Regions from separate parts of the Homo sapiens genome. Here region 1 is linked to region 2. The links are chromatin contacts, found by Hi-C or POLR2A ChIA-PET in ENCODE. All regions are on one chromosome and are shown on one strand. Each heading gives the region's core, a stretch centred on a gene start or an enhancer-like site at or near the end of the contact. The rest is flanking DNA. Distances are from core to core; before and after follow the strand shown.

The links. A loop is a pair of places that touch in the nucleus more often than their neighbours do. ChIA-PET counts read pairs that join two places held with the same protein, here RNA polymerase II (POLR2A).
Region 1: a map of heart left ventricle shows a loop between it and region 2 (2.1-fold over the local background). The contact joins the enhancer-like site here to the promoter of CFAP161 in region 2. A Hi-C loop is called at or near these places in 2 of 168 maps with a recorded cell type or tissue (gastrocnemius medialis and heart left ventricle). POLR2A ChIA-PET finds 5 or more read pairs at or near these places in 1 of 52 experiments (activated B cell).

Annotation. Positions count from the first base shown.
Region 1 is chr15:81,187,014-81,193,031 of GRCh38, reverse strand. It overlaps a transcript of IL16 not described here. Among named protein-coding and RNA genes, the nearest start is that of IL16, 6.9 kb to the left of the region's middle. RefSeq lists an enhancer at 2,300-3,499. Within about 2 kb of position 3,296, at least 12 of the 41 ENCODE cell types and tissues checked have a DNase peak (open chromatin) inside an H3K27ac peak, as active enhancers do; they include heart left ventricle, where a contact is called at or near this core.
Region 2 is chr15:81,129,396-81,135,856 of GRCh38, reverse strand. CFAP161 (cilia and flagella associated protein 161) reads right to left here and starts at 1,587. Exons shown (of 7, transcript NM_173528.4): 1 at 1,459-1,587; 2 at 498-587. The coding sequence starts at 1,527.

The DNA.
Region 1 (6,018 bases), core at 2,047-4,546, 55 kb before region 2:
CTAACATCCACCTCACAAGGTTTGTTTGGGCTAAATATGGTAATACTTGTAAGGTTCTTAGAACAGTGCCTGCCAGAATAAGCCCTCTGTGAGTTTTTATTCATCTTGATCCCTCCATCTCTCTAACCTTCCACATCACATCCAATTTATCAGTGATTCTCGTTGGCTCTATCCCCAGAAGCTATCCCACTTTCTTTCCGCTTCTCTCCATCTTCACTGCCGCCACCCTCCTCTTACCAGTGCCTCTTGTCTGATTATAGCTTTCACCTTCTAACTGGGATTCTGGTTCCTATGCAGACCTTCATAATCCATTTTTCACATAATAGCAGGTAGGCTTTTTGAAAATATAAATTGGATCAGCATAAAATTTGCAAGGGCTTTGAATTACTTTTAAAAACTGTTTTTTGTTTGTTTGTTTGTTTTTGAGACAGCATCTTGCTCTGTGGCCCAGGCTGCAGGGTAGTGGTATGATCATAGCTAACTGCAGCCTTAAACTCCTGGCTCAAGCAATCCTCCAGCCTCAGCCTCCCGAGTAGCTAGGACAACAAGCACATGCCACCACATTTGGCTATTTTTTCTTTTTTCTTTTTTTTTGTAGAGACACGGTCTCTCTGTGTTGCCCAGGCTGGTCTTGAACTCCTGGCCTCAAGCAGTCCTCCTTCCTTGGCCTCCCAAAGTGCTGGGATTATAGGCATGAGCCACTGCACCCAACCACTTTTTTAAAAATTTAATAAACTTTATTGTTCTGAGCAGTTTTAGCTTTACAGAAATATTGCATAGAAAGTACAGAACTCCCGAATACTGATCTCCCTCTCCACACACACAATTTCCCATACTATTAACATCTTGCATTGGCGTGGTACCTTTTTACAATTGATAAATCAATACTGATACATGATTATTAGCTAAAGTTCATGGCTTACGTGATGGTTCACCCATTGTGTTGTGCAGTTCTATGGGTTCTGACAAGTGCATAGCGTTATGGATCTACCACTGTAGTATCAGACAGAGAGATATATTTACTGCCCCAAAAATGCCCTGTGCTCCACCCCTTCCAAAGGCTTTGCGTTGTTTTCCAAAATAATACCCAAATTCCTTACAGTGTCCCAAAGGAGCTAAATGATCTCACCCTTGTTTATCTCCCAAACTCCAGCTTCCACCTCTGCCTCTCCTGCTCGCTGCATCCCACAGCCACCCTGGCCTTCTGGCTCTTTCTTGAATAAGCCATGCCCTTGTCACCCTAAGACTTCTGCCCTAGCTGTTTTCTCTTACAGGAAAGTTCCACTTCCAGATCTTCATATGGCTGGCTCTTCCCTGACTCCATCTCCTAAGTGGGATCTTTCTTGACCACTCAACCTAAACCAGGCACTCACCGTTACCTCTCCTTATTTTATTTTCTTCATAGAACTTGCCAGCATTTGAAGCTGTCTTGTTAGTCTGCTTGGGTACTTACATACCACCCATCCGCCCCATCTAGGTCCCACACAGGGACCTCATCAGCCTGTTCACTGTGGGGTCCCCAGCACTAGAGCATGCCTGGCCCATAAAGGGTTGATAAACATTTACTGAGTGAATCAATGCATAAATGAATGAATAAATGACTAATGCCATGTAATGAGTTTCTACATTTGTTTGTAGTTTTCAGTTTACAAAGAGCTCTTCCAGACATTTCCTTAGCGTAATTTATGTGATTAGGCCCAGGTTTAAATGGAACTTAAAAAACATATTCACAGTATCTCTCTTAGCTCCTAGAAGCCACAGATTAGGAAACAGAATGTTCTCTCCAAGGGAAGAGAGTTTAGTTCCAAGAGCATTCATGACCCTCCGGTTATGACAAGAAGAATCACTTGGTTTAATTCATGGCTCTAAAACAAATAAAAAGTACTCAGAGATATAGAACCTTGGCTGATTAATAACAGCAACAACAAGCATTTGTGCAGCACTTGCTGTGGGCCAGTGTGGAGGCTGAGGCAACTCCATCTTGGGTGCTAATCCCCCATGTTGGATTCTGATTAACTCCAGTTCCAGGAAAGTCTCGTAAGGTTTCTAGTCTATCTACTGTTCCTTGTATAAGAGCATGTACTTATCCTACCCTTAGGTCAAAACAATCTTGATGTTATTGTACTTACCATAAATCCTGACCTTGAGCAATCACCCTACCCATTCCTTCTGAAGCACTGTACCCTTCTCCTATGATATATAAACCCTGGGTCTGGGGTGTAATTGTGGGGATTCACCATCTTGTCTCGCCGTCCTAGACACAGACATGGCTTCTGGACATAAGTCCCTATTCAACATTTCTTTCTAAGAAACTGGATTTTTCAGCTTCTTTCTTTGGCCCCTCAACTTCCTCAGCCTTTGGGGGTAGGTTTGCATAGGCCTGCTCACCATGGAACAGCTAGACACAAGGCTAAGTACCATCCACACAGTATCCAGCTCCACAATTCACTTGGAGGGTTGGTACCATAATGATTTCCCCTTTTTCTTATAAGAAAGGGAGGAAGAGACATCACAGGGAGTAAAACAACTCAAAGCCCAAAGTACAGAGCCAGGATGTTAACCCAGGATTATCTGACAACAAAATCCAGTCAGTTCTTGTCCTTGTAACAAAAGCTGAGTAAGTAAACATTGCCGTGCTGAGCATCTGTAGATTCCTACCCATCCCCTTCAGCCCTATCACATGGGTGGGCTTAGAAAGGGTTAAACGCCACACTGGGAGGGAGTGGTCAGTGCCTGGGTGGTGCTATTTTTAAGGCCAATATTAGGATGGTTTGCACAGCACCACCTGGCAACAAGAAAAGGCCAGGTATTAATGAGTGACACACCCGGGGGAGAAGGGGGAGAATGTTTCCACTCAGCAAGACTTTGGCAGGAACCATGTGTTCAGTTTGGGGTCTTGCCTTTTACAAGGGTGTGGAGGCAGTTGAGTCCCTCGTCTTTTCTGGCTGTCACAGAATGTCCGAGATGCCCTGGCCAGGGGCCCTGGCCTGCGTGGCTTCAGACAGGACAAGGGTGGAGTTCGAGGTGGATGGTGCCCAGCTGTGCAAAGCAGTTATTTGTCCCACGCTTTCAGTCTTTCTGCCCACACAAGTATCTGAGGAACGCCGCTTCCTGCCTTGCATCAGAAAGCAACATTTTTAAAGATTAAGAAATCCCTACTTTCTTCTCTTAATTTGTTGTTGTCATGACATGACTGACTCAATAAGTAAAAATTTTAAATCCCTGCCCAAGAACACAGGCTTGTCTCTCCGACGCTTGAAGTTCCTCCAGATGCTTCGTGCATCCTTCCACCTCCACATGTCAGCACACTCTGCCCTTTCTAAGCAAGAGCTTCAACAAGCCCTGCCTCCAGTGAACTCTTGTATGTTTTTCAAGGCTTGGCTCAGAATCACCTCCTCCAGGAAGACTTCCCTGACACCCCCTCCCAACTCACACATTAAATCACTTGACTGGTCGTAGTGGATCAGACCTGTAATCCTAACTCTTTGGGAGGCTGAGGTGGGAGAATCACTTGAGGCCAGGAGTTCAAGACCAGCCTGGGAAAGACCCTGTCTCTACAGCAAGACTCTGTCCCTACAAAAATAAAAATGAAAAATTAGCTTGGTATGGGCCAGGTGCAGTGGCTCATGCTTGTAATCCCAGCACTTTAGGAGACCAAGGCAGGTGGATCATTTGAGATCAGGAGTTGGACACAAGCTGGGTCAACATGGAGAAACCCTGTCTGTACTAAAAATACAAAACTTAGCCGGGCACGATGGCAGGCTCCTGTAATCCCAGCTACTCGGGAGGCTGAGGCAAAAGAATCGCTTGAACCCAGGAGGTGGAGGTTGCAGTGAGCCAAGATCGTGCCACTGCACTCCAGCCTGGGTGATGTAGTGAGACTCCGTCTCAAAAAAAAAAAAAAAAAAAAATTATCTTGGCATGGTGGCATGTGCCTATAGTCTCAGTTACTTAGGAGGCTGAGGCGGGAGGATTGCTTAAGCCCAGGCTTAAGCCAGGAGGTCAAGGCTGCAGTGAGCCTTGATCATACCACTGCACTCCTTGTTTCAATAAATAAGAAATAAATAAGGAGCTGCCCTTCTGTCCTCCCAAAGCACTCCATGCTGAGTTCTCTCATCCGTGTGTCTGCCTTACCAGTAAGAGAATAAAGCCTTGCTGCCAGGGGCTGTGCCATATCTTTCTTTGTAGCCCTGGTATTGAGCATAGTACCTGACACAAACTGGATGCTAAGTAGCTGTGAGAGGAAGGGATGAGAAGAGGAAGAGAAAGAAGAAAAAAAGGCCGGGAGGAAGAAGGGCAAAGGAAGGAGGGAAAGAGGGATTCTTTGTGATCAGATGCATAGACACAGAGACAATATAGACACATCAACACATGGATCTAACCTGTTACAGGCATACGTATGCACGTGCACACCCTAGTCACAGGAGGGGTTTGCATTGAAAAGAGCACTGGTCCAGGAGTCCAGCAGCCTGAGTACCTATCCCCTGGGCTGCTGCTGACTAGTGTCTGACCTGAGGGAAGCCAGTCCTCTTTCTGAGCATCAGCTTCCTCATCTGTAAAATGGGTTATTATAAGACTTATACAGAACGCTCTCACTGCCTGAAATACAGTGGACGTTCAACACGTACCAGCTCTGCCTTCCCTCAGCTCCATCTCGCCCGCAGTGCTCCACACACCCTCTGCAATGGGAAGAAAAGAACAGCAGTGTGCAAGAGCCAGAAATGCCTGTGTCTATACCCTCCCCCTCTCCACCTCATAACAACATAGCGATTCAGACGGCTGAAAGCACATCTGCCCGACACTACCTGCAATCTATTTTGTGCTGTTTTTGTATTCATCTTGCTAGCGAAAGGTACATGCATTGCCTCCAATGCCCATTCTAGTCTGGACTGCAGCAGGAAATATGAGGACAACTCTAGTGGGAACAGCTTGGCACCCATCACTGGGCCTTAGGGTCCATGGGGGCTCAGGTGAGGCCCTCAGGATAAACAAGGACATACAAAGCCTCAATACAGTGCTCACCACCCATGGGGCCCCTGCTCCATCTCCTCTTCCCTGGCCTGTTTCTAACCTCACTGTCAGAACCCAAAACTGCAACCCTAATCCCAAGCCCAGAGATAGCCAGGACCACTCTCCGTACCTTGTTGCCCTTTAGCCCAGAATAACCCATGGCTTGGTGCTGCTTTCTTATCCCAGAACCCCCAGCCAAAGTCTGCACTTGAACTCATCATGAGGTCTGCTCACCACAACTGGGGGCCTTTGCAGGCAAAGGTTCTGCCCCCACGGTCAAAGGAGGACAAAGCAGGTGCCATACTTTATTTAATCAGGTCTTTAAAGTTAGCAACAAGTTGTGTATTATCAGCAAAAATTGAAAGCAACTGAGAAGGGCACAAAAGAGCTTTATGGGGTGATCATGATGGTAATTTTTTTGGGTGGGGGTGAACAAAGTCTTACTGTCACTCAGGCGGGAATGCAGTGATACAATCATAGTTCACTGCAAACTCAACCTCCCAGACTCAAGCAACCCTCCTGCCTCGGCCTTCCAAGTACCTGGGATTACAGGTGTGCACCGTCACACCCAGCAAATTTTTAATTTTTTTAGAGATGGGGTCTTGCTATGTTGCACAGACTGGTCTTGAACTCCTGGGCATCAGCCATCTCCCTACTCAGCCTACAAAAGTGTAGCGATTACGGATGTGAGCCACTGCATCCAGCCAGTGATGATAACATTTTATGCCTTGCTAGGGGTGTGCTTTACACTGGGATATACACTTTTCACAATGAACTGAACAGTGCACTTAAGATACATACATTTCACTGTATGTAAATCTTACCTGAAAGAACAACAGTAAACAAATATTGAAAGTTAGATGTATGATGAAGTCAAGTTCCACCCTGGAAGGTTCGCCAGTGTAAGTAAGTGCACACACATAGTCTGCCTCCAAAGGGAGATCACCTATATCCTCACCCTACTTTCTACTAGAGAGGAAGCCAGGGGGGCTACTTTGGGCCCTCAGG
Region 2 (6,461 bases), core at 338-2,837:
CTTCCACAATGGTTGAACTAGTTTACAGTCCCACCAACTGCGGCACTATTCACAATAGCAAAGACTTGGAACCAACCTAAATGTCCAACAACGATAGACTGGATTAAGAAAATGTGGCACATATACACCATGGAATACTATGCAGCCATAAAAAATGATGAGTTCATGTCCTTTGTAGGGACATGGATGAAGCTGGAAACCATCATTCTGAGCAAACTATCGCAGGGACAGAAAACCAAACACCGCATATTCTCACTCATAGGTGGGAATTGAACAATGGAGAACACATGGACACAGGAAGGGGAACATCGCACACTGGGGCCTGTTGTGGGGTGGGGGGAGGGGAGAGGGATAGCATTAGGAGATATACCTAATGTTAAATGACGAGTTAATGGGTGCAGCACACCAACATAGCATATGTATACATATGTAACAAACCTGCACGTTGTGCACATGTACCCTAAAACTTAAAGTGTAATAAAAAAAAAAAAAGTTACCGGTCTCAAGAGATTCTGTTTTAGTCTTCTACTTCTCTGTATGAGAAGTTTCCCCTTGTCTCTCTTCTCTAAGAAGTCTTTCATGAGCTCCTAAACAGAAAATCAACAAAAGTAGCCCTGAATAATATAGATGTTAGTATTAATAACTTTTAGGTCAGAAGCTCTTCCAAGTTGAAAAAGCAAAATTTGAGTACAAAAAAAGAGATGTGAGCATAATTGGAATGATGGAACGTTTTTAGCACTACTTTAATATTTTTACTACATTATAGAATGTTTAGAAAAATGAGAAAGGCAAAACAAAGAAAAAGAAACATCACCAGTAATTACTCCAGCCAGATACCATCCTAAATGACATTTGGAGGCCATGTCTCCCCTGCTGGGGTTTCCCTTGACCGTATGATGACTGACACTAGAAAGTTCACCCCTCCCCAATCTGACCCGTATACGAATGGCTCAAAGCCTTGTTAAGACCACCCTTGGGAGAATACGAGGCAGTGAGTGAGTACAACGTCAATAAAAGGAATACTCAGGGTCATTTAAGAGGGCAAGCGTGGCAGGGTTGGAGTGGGGAGGGATATTATTTCTACCTAGAACCTGTGTCCTCACCTGGCCCGCAGCCTGAGACTGTAAGACTCTAAGGAATACGGGGGACTTAGTGGGGCTCTAGACTAAGCGGGAGACACAGGCCAGGGGCTTGAGAGTCAAGGCATCTGACTTTGGGAGGCCAAGGGACCCAGAGAAAGAAAAGTCAGGGTGCTCGGAGTAGAGGTCAGTGAGACCTGGGTTTGCAGTTCGGCAGGTGAGATTCCTTGGGAGTTTAGAGAAGTGGGGGATTTTAGAGGTATTCGCTGTATGCTGGGAGAGAGAGGAGGCTTGAGGCGCTCAAAGTAGGAGACTGAACTTAGAGCAGGGTCTGGGAGTTCCTGAGCTGCGGGTCTGCGCCTGGCCACACCCTGCGTACCTCCTCCAGGTAGACATCCTCATTCCAGTTGCCTATCCGGACTCCCGGACCATACACGTTCTGCGCCATCGCTCCCTGCTGTTCAGCAAGTGGGCCTCCCTCCGACACCATGCGTTAGCGTGGCGCGTCGCCATGACGACCCGGCCCCAGGCGATTGGTCAAGGTCTGGGACCCTGCTGGCCAATAAGCGACAGCGCGCACCCTCGCCCTGGGGCGGGAGATGGGGCGTCTGGGTCAGCGGCTGTCTGTGGCCCTCCAGCCCGCCCCACTTCCACCTCTTAGATTTCCTTAACTGCAGGGTGGGCGAGAGGGAAAACCCTGGCTGACAAAGTGCTTCCGAGAGAGAAATTTAAAGCTTTCTTTCTATTAGAATCTAACCGAAAAGTGCTATCGAGTACCCCTTGCTTGTCGAGGCAACAAAGAGGAGCTTTTAAATGGAAGCACGGCTTGCTTGCAGCCTATTTTTTGTAATCAGCAGCAGCAGCAGCAGCAGCAGCAGCAGCAATTTCGCCCTAATCATAAAACAATACCTGCTCAATGTACACATTTGGAAACCAAAATCGCATAGAAAGAAGAAAGGAAAATTAATAATTTCAGGGCCTTAAAAGTAAGAAATATACCATGTTAGTATATTTCTGTTTATAGGTTTCTGAGGTTGTCCATATTTTTGCGGACTTGACAGCATCCTCCCTCCCTCCCTCCCTTGCTCCCTCCTTCCCTGGGTCTCAAAGTTAAAGGACGAACCTGTGATTTGCAGGAACTCTTAAGAAAACCAGACTCTGCTGTAGCCAGCATTAATAAAACAAAATATTATTTTCTGGGGAGGGGAGGGATACCAGTTACTGTAGGACTACCGGAGGCTTGATGCAGATTGAATGCATTCAGTAATTTACCTCTATTTAGTGTCTAGTAAGACATGACTGAAATGGAAGACAGGAGCCTCCGCTCCCTTCAGCAAACCCAGTCTAAAAGAAAAGATAGTTCATGAAAACGAATTACTTAAGGAAGACTGTGGAAAAATGCAATTAAAGATGTGCTGATGGGCTGGCGTGGTGGCTCAAGCCTATAATCCAGCACTTTGGGAAGCCGAGGCAGGAGGATCACTTGAGCCCAGGAGTTCTAGACCAGCCTGGGCAACATAGTGAGACCCCATCTCCAATTTAAAAAAAAATACATATATATATATATATATATATATATATATATATATATATATATATATGCTGATGAAGGGCCATGGAGTTGAAGGATCCTTTCTGTCTTGAGGAACTGTGAGAATGGGAATTGGATGGCCTTTGAGTGATGGGAGAGGGGCTGCTTTGGAGCTGAACTGGGAAGGATTTGAACTGGCAGGCTGAAGTGTAGAATAAAAATAGGAACATTCCCACATTCTGATGAATCCACCAGCTCTGTCAATATATCACCACATTCGAGGATACTTCTGAAGGACACATAGGACAAAGCAGTTAGATCAGATAGTATACCACTAACTGCATTTGATAAATTCAGAAACTGAGACTCAAAGAAGCTAGCAGTCTAAATTCAAACTGCTAAAAGTTGCTCAAAGAAAGGACTCAGTCCAAACTTTCCGACTCCAAAGTCATGTTTGTTTGTTTTTCCTTTTAAGTATTTTTCATATTCCTCATAAAATCAAGAATAAAACAAAGCAGCTCTAGTCTCTACATTTTTAACAAGGTTCTAATGATTGGGTCATTCAGTAAGTCCTTACACTGATACAGCTTTGCTCCCACCTACTTCCTTAGTGCTATTTTTGACAAGTATATTACATTTCTATATATAATAGACCCAATAATACAATTATACATAGTGTTTTATACAATTGCTTTAAATCACTCAGGAGAAGAAATATCTTTATTGGTGCTCTATGGTATTTTTCTATGAACACAAATTACTGCTTTGTGTTGTTTTCAACCTGAATAACTTCCTTCCATATTTCTTATAAATCAGGTCTGCTAGCAACACATTCTCTTGGTTTTTGCTTACCTTAATAAGATGCTTTTTCTGGATACATGATTCTTTGTTGATAGCGTTTTTTTCTTTCTTTCAATATTTTAAATATGCCATCCTACTACCTCTGGACTCCCTTATTTCTTTTTCTTCCAAGACAGAGTCTCACTCTATCAACCTGGCTGGAGTACAGCAGCACAATCTCGGCTCACTGCAACCTCTGCTTCCCAGGTTCAAGCAATTCTCATGCCTCAGCCTCCTGAGTACCTGGGGCTAAAGGCATGTGCCACCATGCCTGGGTAATTTTTGTATTTTTAGTAGAGATGGGGTTTTACCAGGTTGGCCAGGCTGGTCTTGAACTCCTGACCTCAAGTGATCGGCCCTCCTCAGCCTTCCAAAGTGCTGGGATTACAGGCATAAGCCACCCTGCCCAGCCATGGCCTCCATTATTTCTGATGAGAAATCAGCTATTAATCTTATTTTGCTTCCCTTACACATACTCTTGCTGCTTTCAAGATTTTTTTTGTCTTTGTCTTTAATATTTTAACTAGATATATTTGGATATTGACCTCTTTTCTTTTATCCTGCTTGAGCTGCCTGAATATGTAAATTAATGCTCTTTTCATCAAATTTGGGGAATTTTCAGGCCTTATTGTTTGGAATATTTTTTCTGATCCTTTGTCTGTCTTCTGTCTTTATGAAACTCCCATCATGTGTATATTGATGCACTTACTGATATCCTGCATTCCTCCAAGATGCTATTTGTTTTTCTTCATTTTTTTCTCTCTGTTCTTCAGATTGCATAATTTCTATTGATTTGTCTTCAAGTTTGCAAATTTTTGTTTTGCTGGCTCAAACTTACTGCTGTATTCCGCTAGTGAGTTTTTTATTTTGGTTATGGTACTTTTCAACTACAGAATTTACATTCGGTTATATTTTATAATTTCTCTCTATTGATATTTTATATTTCATAATGAAACACTATCATCATACCTTCCTTTAATTCTTTAATCATGGTATCCCTTAGTTTTTTGAACATATTTATAATGGCTGCTTTGAAGTCTTTGTCTGCTAAGTCCAACATCTGGGCTCTGTCAAAGGCAGTTTCTGTTGACTTTTTTGTTTGTTTGTTTTTTATCTTCTTTCTGTCTGTGGATCACAGTTTTCTGTTTCTTTGCAGGTCTCATGATTTTTTGTTGAAAACTAGACATTTTAGATACAGGAATACATCATTTTATTGCAATTCACTTTATTGCACTTTGCAGATATTGATTCTTTTTTTTTTTTTTTTTTTACAAATTGAAGGTTTTTGGCAAGCCTGCATCAGGCAAGTGTGTTGGAGCCATTTTTCCAACAGCATACGCTCACTTCACGTCTCTGTGTCACATTTTGGTAATGCTCAAGATATTTCAAACTTCCTTATTATTATATCTATTATGGTGATCTGTGATCAGTGATTTTTGATGTTGCCATTGTAGTTGTTTGGGGCACCATGAACCATGGGCATATAAGATAGCAAATCCAATCAATAAATGTTAGGTGTTCTGACTGCTCCACCTACCAGCCATGTCCCCATCTCTCTCCCTCTCCTCAGGCCTTCCCAGTCCCTGAGACACAACAATATATAAATTAGGACAATTAATAACCCTAAAATGGCCACTAAGTGTTCAAGTGTTCAAGTGAAAGGAAGAGCCAAATGTCTGTCTCTGTTTTGTTTTTGTTTTTGTTTTTGAGATGGAGTCTCGCTCTGTTGCCCAGGCTGGAGTGCAGTGGCACGATCTTGGCTCACTACAACCTCCACCTCCCAGGTTCAAGCGATTCTCCTGCCTCAGCCTCCCAAGTAGCTGAGACTACAGGCGCATGCCACCACACCCAGCTAATTTTTTGTATTTTTAGTAGAGAGGGAGTTTCACCATGTTAGCCAGGATGGTCTCACTCTCCTGACCTTGTGATCCACCTGCCTCGGCCTCCCAAAGTGCTGGGATTACAGGCGTGAGCCAAGTCTGTCTCTTAAATAAAAAGCTAGATATGATTAAACTGAGTGAGGAAAACATGTCAAAAGCCAAGATAGGCTGAAAGCTGGGCCTCTTGCATAAAGCAGTTAGCTAAGTTGTGAATGCAAAGGAGAAGTTCTTGAAGGAAATTAAAAGTGCTATTCCAATGAAAACACAAATGATAAGAAAGTAAAACAGCCTGTTTCTGATATGAAAAAAGTTTTACTGGTCTAGATAAAAGGTCAGACGAGCCACCACATTCCCTTGAGCCAAAGCCTAATCCAGAACAAGGCTCTAATTCTTTTCAAGTCTATAAAGACTGAGAGAAGGTTTAAGGAAAAAGCCATCTTCATAACATAAAACTGCAAAGTGAAGCAGTAAGTTCTGATGTAAAGGCTGCACCAAGTTATCCAGAGGATCTGGCTAAGATCATTGATGTAGGTGGCTGCACTAAACAACAGATTTTCAATATAGGCAAAAAAAAAAAAAAAGCCTTACATTAGAAGATGTCATCTAGGACTTTCACAGAGAAAAAAGTTAATGCCTGATTTTCAATGTAGGCAAAAAAAGCCTTACATTAGAAGATGTCATCTAGGACTTTCACAGAGAAAAAAGTTAATGCCTGATTTTCAATGTAGGCAAAAAAGACTTACATTAGAAGATGTCATCTAGGACTTTCATAGAGGAAAAAGTTAATGCTTGCCTTCAAAGCTTCAGAGAACAGGATGAGTATCTTGTTAGTGGCTAATGCACCCCATGCTCATTTACTATTCTGAAAATCCTAGGTGATATGGTTTGGCTGTGTCACCACCCAAATCTCATCTCAAATTGTAGCTCCCATAATTCCCACATGTTGTGGGAGGGACCCAGTGGCAGATATTTGAATCATGGGGGTGGTTTTCCCCATACTGTTCTCGTGGTAGTGAATAAGTCTCATGAGATCTGATGGTTTTTTAAGAGGTTTCCCCTTTAATTTAGCTCTTTTTTCTCTTGTCTGCCACCATGTGAGATGTGCCTTTCACCTTCCACCGTGATTGTGAG